2 separate regions of the Homo sapiens genome follow, and region 2 is linked to region 1. Evidence: read pairs that join two places in POLR2A ChIA-PET (ENCODE). Cell type or tissue: PC-9. All regions are shown on one strand. Links, peaks and the distances in the headings refer to the core of each region. The heading gives the core; the rest is flanking DNA.

Region 1 (5,374 bases), core at 168-5,167:
ACGTTGGGCGACAGGGGCCCAGGGTCTCAGGTCCTGACAACATGGGGCAGTGAGTATACCTGTCAGAGGTTGGTGATGGGGCTCTGGGCCTTCAAGGCCATCACACGAGGGTGCAGGCGGCCCAGGTCATGGTCAGCCCTGTAGCAGACACCTCGGGGAGCAGCCAGAACTGGTTGGTGAGTGGGGATCCTGCAGTCACACTCTCCACCTGAGGGCAGAAAGGGTGGGGCAGGCATGTGAGATCCTGGCTCCCCTCCCTCTTCCACTCTTTCCCATTCACTGACTCCGGGGTTGGGTGCCCTGTCCTTCCCTGGGGCTCATGTCTTGGGGCCCAATTCCCCTGTCTCAAGGAAAGGGCAGAAATAGCACCATGAGGTCCGTCACCACCCCAAATACTTTACCCCCTACCTTCCCCTCCAGCTGTGGGAACAGTTTCAGGACCACTGACATAGAGGCTTCCACAAAGAAGTTTTTGAAGGTCTCATAGTCACTGCCCTACTTTCCCTTCAGTTCCACCTGCCACTCCTCAAACCACTCGTAGGTGCTGGGTATGAGCATGATCATGGTGGACCGGCCTGGGGATCAGAGCTGATATTACTACTGCCCGGCCCCTCCCTCCACCCCCTCACCCAGGACGTGCAGCCCCCCGTGGGAATCGGTCCTCCCAGGTCGGATCCTTGGCTGATGGGAAAGCGAAGAAGAGAAGAGGGATGTGTTCCGCAGCCTCTTCCCTGGGCATGGAGATGTAGCGCTCCATCCTGCGTGTGACAAGAGTGTGGTGCGATCTCCAGGCTTTTGTCCTCAAAACCCCAGAACCACTGCAAGGACTGCTCGTCCCTAGGGACTCCCCACAGGGGTGAAGCTGAGCCACAGCCTTGGTGTGACAAACTTCCAGGTGCAAATTGGAAATTGCCTACTTCCTCCCATTCCATAACTTCTGCTCGTTCTCTGAGTCAAGCAGGGAGGCACGGGCCACACACACACGTGCACCTTACGCCTGGTCCATGTCCGTGTCATAGTAAACATAGTAGTTGGTGGACGGCAGATGCAGGTCCTCCTTGGTGCCTCGCAGGCAGATGAAAACAGAGGTCATGCCTAAGCCGGGCTGAACTGTCCCCAGCTGCTGCTTCACACCTGCAAAGGGGAGTGGTTGGTGCCTTTGTGGACCATGGCCGGAGACAGCCACTCCCTGCTCCCAGGAGAGCCTCAGGGTGACCGCTCGCTGTGTCCTGAGCCTTATCTTCAGTTGCCAGCTTTGTGCCCAGGCCACTTTTACAGCTGTTTCAACTTGATGTTGGCAGGGGCCTGCTCTTCTGTGTCCTCCTGCCTGGGAAGGACACTGCCCCAGGTTCCTATTCTTCCACCTCCCCTGCCTCTGCTCCAAGCCCCTTCAGAGGCAGGTAAAGCCCAGCCCTGGTCCTCAGCCCCCATGAGCTGGCTCAGCACCTGCAGGAAGGTCAAGCTTACTGCCTCCCATCTTCCCCTTCGTGTCTTGAAGTGTGGAGCACATGACTGGGTTCCCCCCATGAAGACCACACATGAACAGCAGCTCATTACCAGCCTGATTTCAGGATGAACTTTTATGCAGTCACGGAGTGAGTGAACATGCATGATTCTTAGTGTGACATCAGAACACAAGGCCTCCAGAGGGATGCCAATGCATGTGAGCAAAGGCAGGCAGCCTGACTGGTACTTGGCATCTCAGGACTCAGCTGGAGGGAGGAGGGAAGAACTACACTATGGCAGAGGCCACAGCCACTGTGGGGCACCTGATGTTCCCCAGACCTAAACAGCTGGGCTTCCCCACTCCTCAGCAGATGACCTGAGACCGGTGTTCCGGAAACTGCCCCCACAGATTCTTCTGCTGTCTTCCCATTCCCGTGCCAGAGGGATGCCGGGTCCCTGGCTCCTCTGCTTTTTCCATTTTTTAAAAAATTTATTTATTTTTAGATGGAGTCTTGCTCCGTCGCCCAGGCTGGCATGCAGTTGCGCGATCTCTGTTCACTGCAACCGCCTCCCGTGCTCAAGCGATTCTCCTGCCTCAGCCTCCCAAGTAGCTGGGATTACAGGCATGTACCACCACACCCACTAATGTTTGTATTTTCGGTAGAGATGGGGTTTCACCACGTTGGCCAGGCTATTTTCAAACTCCTGACCTCAAGTGATCTGCCTGCCTCGTCCTCCCAAAGTGCTGGGATTGAAGGCGTGAGTCACCGTGCCCGGCCTGCTTCGTTCATGTAACTAAATATTTGTGAGGCCCTCAGGTTGTGTTCAGGAGGAAGAGACACAGGAACACAGATGGAGGGCAAGAGGGACAGATGGCTCTAGCTGGGCTGCCTGGGTGAGATGCTGGGGCCTGGCCAGGACAGTGTCAGTTCCCAGAGGTCCTGGGACAGGGGAGAAGGGAGGTCAGGGTCACAGAGAGAGAGGCAGGAAGTAGCAAAGGCAGAGTCTGCCTGTGCACCAAGCCCGACCCCCCTGCTCTGCCCCTGGGCCGTCTCTACCTCACCCCCTCAGCTCCCCCGGTCTGAGAGAGGGGAGGCCGAGCAGGCTGCAGACCCAGCCACATGGGGCAGGGGAAGGAGAGGCTGGCATTGGTGGAGCCACCCACTGCACTGCCAGTCATACAAAGAAGTCTATCACACAGAATTATGTGCAGTATTTTTTTTTTTTGAGACAGAGTTTTGATCTTGTCTCTCAGGCTGGGTTGCAATGGCACAATCTCGGCTCACTGCAACCTCCACCTCCTGGCTTCAAGCGATTCTCTGGCCTCAGCCTCCCGAGTAGCTGGGACTACAGGCGGCCGCCACCATGCCCGGGTAAGTTTTGTATTTTTAGTAGAGAGGTTTCACCATGTTGGCCAGGCTGGTCTCGAACTCCTGACCTCAGGTGATCTGCCCGTCTCGGCCTCCCAATGTGTTGGGATTACAGGCGTGAACCACCGCGCCTGGCCTATAGTACTTTTTAATGAACGAAATGACTATGTTACTGGTTTATGTATTTGCTATATTTTTATTGTTTTAAACAAAAAAGTTTAAGAAGTAAAAAAAAAAATGTTTTTGTTTTTGTTTTCTTTGAGAGGGAGTCTCGCATTGCTGCCCAGGCTGGAGTACAGTGGCATGATCTCAGCTCACTGCAACCTCCGCCTCCCGGGTTCAAGAGATTCTCCTGCCTCAACCTCCCTAGTAGCTGGGATTACAGGCGCCCGCCACCGTGTCCGGCTAATTTTTATATTTTTAGTAGAGTTGGGGTTTTGAGGTCATGGTCTCAAACTCTTGATCTCAAGTGATCTGCCCACCTTGGCCTCCCAAAATGCTGAGATTAGCAGGCATAAGCTACTGCACCCAGCCCCAAAAAAGACTTTAATTAGAAAAAAGCTCATAGAATAAGGATATAAAGAAAATATCTTTGTGCAGCTGTACAGTGTATTTGCGTTTTAAGCTAAGTGTTATTACAAGAGTCAAAAAGTGTTTAAGTTGATAAAGTAAAAAAGTTAAACTAAGGTTAATTTATTCTTGAAGAAAGAAGAATATTTCTTTATAAACCTAGTGTTGCCTAAGTGTACAGCGTCATGGTTACTCACCACTCACTGACGCACCCAGAGCAGCTGCCAGTCCTGCAAGCTCCATGCCTGGGAAATGCCCTATACAGCTATGCCATCTTTTATCTTGTTTTTTGTTTTTTTTTTCCCCAAGACAGAATTTTGATCTTGTTGCCCAGGCTGGAGTGCAACGGTGCGATCTCGGCTCACCGCAACCTCTGCCTCCTGGGTTCAAGCAATTCTCCTGCCTCAGCCACCTGAGTAGCTGGGATTACAGGCGCCCACCACCACGCCCAGTTACTTTTTGTATTTTTAGTAGAGACGGGGTTTCATCATGTTGGCCAGGCTGGTCGCTAACTCCTGACCTCAGGTGATCCACCCTGCTCGGCCTCCCAAAGTGCTGGGATTACAGGCTTGAGCCACTGCACCCGGCCCATCTTTTATCTTTTACACCAGATTTTACTGCACCTTTTCTATGTTTTGTTTCTGTTTTTTTTGAGAAAGAGTCTCACTCTGTCGCCCAGGGTGGAGTGCAGTGGTGCGCTTTCGGCTTACTGCAAACTCTGCCTCCCGGGTTCAAGTGATTCTTGTGCCTCAGCCTCCTAAGTAGCTGGGATTACAGGCATGTGCCACACACCTGGCTAATTTTTGTATTTTTAGTAGAGATGGGGTTTCAACATGTTGGCCAGGTTGGTCTCGAACTCCTGACCTCAAGTGATCCACCTGCCTGACCTCAAGTGATCCACCTGCCTCGGCCTCCCAAAGTGCTGGGATTACAGGCGTGAGCCACCACGCCCAGCCACCTTTTCTATGTTTAGATACATAAACACTCACCACTGTGTCACAGTCACCTACAGTATTCAGTACAGTAGCATATGCTGTACAGGCTTGTAGCCTAGGAGCAATAGGCTATACCATATAGCCTAGGTGTGTACACCATCTAGGTTTTTCTAACTACACTCTATGATGTTCACACAATAAAATTGCCCAACGACGCATTTGTGAGAACGTTGTCTCAGTTGCTAAGCGATGCATGACTGTATATGAAATGTCTAGAATAGACAAGTTTGGAGACAGAAAGTAGATTAGTGGTTGCCTAGGGCTGGGGGAGATGGGCAAAATGTGGAGTGATTTTCAAAGGATATGGGGCTTCCTTTGGGACTGACAAAAACTTTCTAAAATTGACTGGTGATAGGTGCACAACTCTGAACATACAGCCAATGAATTGTCTACTTTTTTTTCTTTTCTGAGATGAAGTTTTGCTCTGTTGCCCAGGCTGGAGTGCAATGGCGCTGTCTCGGCTCACTGCAACCTCCACCTCCCGGGTTTAAGCGATTCTCCTGTCTCAGCCTCCCAAGTAGCTGGGATTACAGGTGCGCACCATCATGCCTGGCTAATTTTTGTATTTTTAGTAGAGACGGGGTTTCGCCATGTTGGCCAGGCTGGTCTCGAACTCCTGACCTCAGGTGATCCACCCGCCTCGGCCTCCCAAAGTGCTAGGATTACAGGTGTGAGCCATCGCACCCAGCCTGAATTGTATACCTTTTTTGTTTGAGGCAGAGTCTTACTCTGTTGAGAAGGCTGGAATGCAGTGGCACAATCATAACTCACTGCAGTCTTGAGCTCCTGAGCTCAAGCAATCCTCCTGCCTCAGCCTCCTGAGAAGCTGGGACTACAGGCTTGTGTGCCACCATCCCCAGCTAGTTGCTTTTTTTTTTTTTTTTAAAGAGATCAGGTCTTGCTATGTTGCCCAGGCTAGTCCTGAACTCCTGGCCTCAAGTCATCTTCCTGCCTCAGCCTCTCAAAGCATTGGGATTATAGGCAAGAGCGGCT
Region 2 (5,374 bases), core at 231-5,230, 320 kb before region 1:
ACATGGTGAAACCCCATCTCTACTAAAAAGGAAAAAGAAAAAAAAAGAAAAAAAAAATATATATATATATATGTAAAGAAAGAAAACTAACCAGGCACGGTGGCTCATGCCTGTAATCCCAACACTTTGAGAGGCTGAGGCAGGCAGATCACTTGAGGCCAGGAGATCGAGACCAGCCTGGCCAACAGGGTGAAACCGCATCTCTACTAAAAATACAAACATTAGCTGGGCATGGTGGCATGTACCTGTAGTCCCAGCTACTCGGGAGGCTGAGGCAGAAGAATCGCTTGAACCCGGGAGGTGGAGGTTGCAGTGAGCTGAGATCACACCACTGCACTCCAGCCTAGGCAACAGAGTGAGACTCCATCTCAAAAAAAAAAAAAAAGTATGTCTCCCCACTTTTTGGAGTTTCTCCTCTCCTAAATGACCTTCCTTTCTCTATACTACCCCAGAGGCAGGCAGAAAGCTGAAAACAGGATATATGAGAAGTACAAGAGGGGGCACTGTGGTTGGGCAGTGGTTCACATCTGTAATCCCAACACTTTGGGAGGTCGAGGTGGGAGGATCCCTTGAGGCCAGGAGTTAAAGAATGGCCTGGGCAACAAAGTGAGCACTCTCTCTACAAAAATACTTAGTTGGATGTGGTGGAGTGTGTCTAGTCCCAGCTACTTAGGATGCTGAGGTGAGAGGATCACTTGAGCCCAGGAGTTTGAGGCTGCAGTGAGCCATGATCACGCCACCATGATCACCCAGACTAGGTGATAAAGCTAGACCCTGTCTCAAAAAATAATAAAAAGGGGCACTATAAGTTAAGAGTTGGGGGTGACCAGTGAGAAATACCAACGAGTCTGGGAGGCTCAATAAAGTCAATATAATTTATAATAAATACGTCACATACATGTGGTGATTCTTACATATAAAATGAAAATGGGCCAGGTGTGGTGGCCCACGCCTGTAATCCCAGCACTTTGGGAGGCGAGGCAGGCTGATCACTTGAGGTCAAGAGTTCGAGACCAACCTGGCCAACATGCTGTCTCTACTAAAAATATAAAAAATTAGCCAGTCATGGTGGCGGATGTCTGTAATCCCAGCTACTAGGAAGGCTGAGGCAGGAGAATCGCTTGAAACTGGGAGGTAGAGATTGCAGTCAGCCGAAATCACGCCACTGCACTCCAGCCTGGGCGACAAGAGCAAAACTCTGTCTTGAAAAAAAAAAAAAAAAGAAAATGAAAAAGTCGAGAGAGCGAGGGTAAGTATAGGCAGGGCAGGTGTGTTAATGGGCTACCTTCTCAGTGATGCCATTGAACTTAGCCAGGATGTTGAAGAGTGGCACTTGGGGAATGATGAGCTGCTCCTTCTCGTCCTTGTAGAGGGGGGCAGTAGGAAGGTCCAGCGTCAGGTACATAAAAGTGGACTCCACCATTGTCTCCTGGTACTCGTCATTATGGAGCAACTGCTCTTTTTCTTCTGCTGGCTAGAAATGAATGAGAAGAAAAGAGAGGAAAGGAGTGTGACGGGTATAGGAACCAACACAGAACCGATGTTTTACCACGCCGACATTTCCTTCATCTGAAAGAACAAAGAGAAGTGCCCGAGAGATTGGGCAGTTTGGCATGCACCACCTGGTTAGATTAACTTAAGAACCAACAGGTTTCCTTCTTTAAAGATATTTTGCTTATATACCAGACTATCTAAAAAGCCCTGAGGCCAAGTGTGATGGCTCACGGCTGTAATCTCAACACTTTGGGAACAAAGGTGAGAGGACTGCTTGAGTCCAGGACTTCCAGACCAGCCTGGGCAACACAGTGAGACTCCATCTCTACAAAAAAAAAAAAAAATTGGCCGGGCATGATGGCTCACACCTGTAATCCCAGCACTTTGGGAGGCCGAGGCAGGTAGATCACCTGAGGTCAGGAGTCCAAGACCAACGTGACCAACACGGAGAAACCCCGTCTCTACTAAAAATACAAAATAAGCCGGGCGTGGTGGTGGCGCCTGTAATCCTAGCTACTCGGGAGGCTGAGGCAGGAGAATCACCTGAACTCGGGAGGCGGAGGTTGCGGTGAGCCGAGATAGTGCCATTGCACTCCAGCCTGGGCAACAAGAGTGAAACTCCGTCTCAATAAAATAAATAAATTAATTAATTAATTAAATTAAACAAAAATAAAAATAAAAATTAGCCCGGTGTGGTGGTGTGTATCTATGGTCCCAGTTTCTGGGGAGGTTGAGGTGGGAGGATCACTTCAGCAAGGGAGGTTGAGGTTGCAGTGAACCATAATCACGCCACCACACTCAGCCTGAGTGACAGAGATCTTGTCTCAAAAAGGAAAAAAAATCCATTAAAAAAAGAAAGTGGGCCGAGCACGGTGGCTCATGTCTGTAATCCCAGCACTTTGGGAGGCCAAGGGAGGTGGATCACCTAAGGTCAGGAGTTTGAGACCATCCTGACCAACATGGTAAAACCTCTTCTCTACTAAAAATAGAAAAATTAGCCAGGCATAGTGGCGCATGCCTGTAATCCCAGCTACTTCGGAGGCTGAGGCAGGAGAATGGTTTGAACCTGGGAGGTGGAGGTTGCAGTGAGCTGAGATCATGCCATTGCACTCCAGACTGGTCAACAAGAGCAAAACTCCATCTCAAAAAAGAAAAGCTCTAAGACCATCTAGGAAGCTTAGCTGAGGGCCAGGCACGGTGACTCACGCCTGTAATCCCAGCACTTTGGGAGGCCGAGGCAGGTAGATCACCTGAGGTCAGGAGTTCGAGACCAGCCTGGACCAACATGGTGAAGCCCCGTCACAACTAAAAATACAAAATTAGCTGGGCGTGGTGGCAAGCGCCTGTAATCACAGCCACTCAGGAGGCTAAGGCAGGAGAATCGCTTGAACCCAGGAGGTAGAGGTTGCAGTGAGCTGAGATGGCGCCACTGCAACTCCAGCCTTGGCGACAGAGGGAGACTAAGAAAAACAAAAAGAAAGCTTAGCTGAGCTTTCTGAAAAAACACAGCAGCACCACCTAGTGGCCAGAACACTTAAACCAGCACAGTACATCCAACCACTAACTCCCAAACTGAAAAAGTGCACTAGTATGACAGGGACCAGGCAGAGCTGCCACTAGGCAGGTGCTTTGTTGAACCTCTTCACAGGGCAAGCAGGCTTGTCAGTTCTCTGAGCATCTCTTCATCTCCCCTACGTCCCCTCAAGCAATATGAATCAGTCCAAGACCCAGGCTCAATTAACTCACCAGATCAGGATGGGGAAGCTTTTTAGTGAAGATCCTCATGGACCCCTGGAAAACATCAGTCACAATAGCTGCACAAACAGGAAGCAAGAGACAAATTCCGTGAGGATGGAAAACATGTCTGAAGTATATTTCCAGCTTCTAAATTTCTGAAATAAACCAGCATCTTCCAGCAAAAGACACAGAGCTCTCACTAAACACAGAAGTTTCCTTTTGTACTATATACCACCAGGGTACCTTTATAATTATTTGTGTAAATAATTACTTTATTTCTCTTAAGACAACTTTTTATCCTCCATCACAGGGCCTGGTCCATAAAAGAAAAGGTAAATGTGTTCAAAATGAAGGAATGGTGATACATGAATTACAAAAAAATTCACAAGCAAAACAAGGTACAGCCAAGGAACTTCCCATAACCATAAGCTACTTTCAAAGGGAGACAATGTCCAAACTGTAATGAAGACAAGAGGACAATGACAGACTAAGAGATGGGCCAGAACAGGATCAAAGCAACAAGAGAGAAAGCACAACCAAGTTCTAGAACCCTGCCAAGACGCAAGTTAGAGAGCTCAGAGGGTTAACACAGGCTGAAGACACCTGGTAGAGAGGGCAGGGCCATCCAGTGGGAAAAGCAACAGGCCACAATCCCACATCAAGACACCATCACATCTATAATCCTAGCACTTTGGGCAGATCACCTGAGGTCAGGAGTTTGAGACCAGCCTGGCCAACATGGAGAAATCCCATCTCTACTAAAAATACAAAAATCAGCTGGGCGTGGTAGTGGGTGCCTGTAATCCCAGCTACCCTTGGGAGACTGAGGGAGAAGAACTGCTTGAACCTGGGAGATGGAGGCTACAGTGAGCTGAGACCGTGCCACTGCATAGCCTAGGTGACAGAGCAAGACTCTGTCTCAAAATATATATATAATAAAATATCATTGGGACTATAACCATATTCTAGCAAAAACTATGGAGAGGGGCCTATTCAGAAAGAACATGTAGTTTATCTATAACATAGATACTAGCCTACCCCAGATAAACAGTTAACAAAAGAATGGGAAGTTGCCTCAGCCTCCCAAGTCGCTGGGACTACAGGCACATCCCACCACACCTGAATAACTTTTGTATTTTTGGTAGAGATGGGGTTTCGCCATGTTGGCCAGGCCGGTCTCAAACTCCTGACCTCAGGTAATCCACCCACCTCGGCCTCTCAAAGAGCTGGGATTATAGGCATGAGCCATTGCGACCGACCGCAAAGTTTTTTAAAAGGGAACAAAATAACTCCTTTTTATAAGTAAATGACTTACTCTTCTTTTTCTTCTTTGTGCCCCCCAGAGCTGAGTGCAGAGCATTCAGAAACCAAGACAGAAAGTCAACGCCATCTCCTGGAAAAAAAGGAAGGGTGGAAAACGTTGAAGCTAAGTGGCATTAGAGTTAACTTAAACCATGCACTGGTTGGCATTCCTGGTTCTCCCCCTTCCTCTCTGGCCATGCCATCCCATCCCAACTGCCGTGCATCCTCCTCTATCTTATCATTAAATGCTGGCACTCCTCAAGGTCAAGCTCTCACTCCTCCGATCTTGACTCTCTCCATAGGCTCTCTGATTCATACCAGGACTGTATCGCATCACTCAGTGATGACCAAAACAAATGAATATGACCTTTTAACATCCACTTTTCTCCAGAGTGAGCTCAAACTTCCTTCTTCCCTTCTGCAGCTCATGAAGATTCCTGTCTTTTAGGAAAGTGACTAGCACCCAGACTGAAAAGGCATACAGAACAAGGGGTTCTGAAAGCAGATTGACAATATTCCATGAAAATGCTGTCTACGGAACCTGCCACTCAGACATTTCAGGGATAGTGGCTACTTTTTTTTTTGAGACAGAGTCTCACTCTGTCGCCCAGGCTGGAGTGCAGTGGCATGATCTCAGCTCACTGCAACCTCCGCCTCCTGGGTTCAAGCGATTCTCCCACCTCAGTCTCCTGAGTAGCTGGGATTACAGGTGCCTGCTACCATGCCCAGCTAATTTTTGTATTTTTAGTAGAGACGGGGCTTCACCATGTTGGCCAGGCCGGTCTCGAACTCTTGACCTCAAGTGATCCTCCCGCCTCAGCCTCCCAAAGTACTGGGATTA

Evidence for each region. ChIA-PET counts read pairs that join two places held together with the same protein. Peaks named below come from ENCODE experiments on the same cell type or tissue, not always from the same donor. Only the 100,000 strongest peaks of a DNase experiment are listed, where the experiment ranks them.
Region 2: POLR2A ChIA-PET joins it to region 1 with 11 read pairs; 6 of 35 experiments call an interaction of 5 or more read pairs at or near these places.

What each region holds. Positions count from the first base shown.
Region 1 is chr2:85,310,832-85,316,205 of GRCh38, reverse strand. No RefSeq gene overlaps it. Among named protein-coding and RNA genes, the nearest start is that of TGOLN2, 14 kb to the left of the region's middle. RefSeq lists an enhancer at 2,321-2,821. In PC-9, for the core only: no CTCF peak of the experiment used is centred there; no DNase peak of the experiment used is centred there; H3K27ac peaks cover 329 bases.
Region 2 is chr2:85,635,303-85,640,676 of GRCh38, reverse strand. USP39 (ubiquitin specific peptidase 39) reads right to left here. Exons shown (of 13, transcript NM_006590.4): 7 at 4,547-4,624; 8 at 3,241-3,308; 9 at 1,286-1,474. Among named protein-coding and RNA genes, the nearest start is that of USP39, 22 kb to the right of the region's middle. In PC-9, for the core only: CTCF peaks have their summits at 2,810 and 3,013 (motif pointing left); a DNase peak (open chromatin) is centred at 3,016.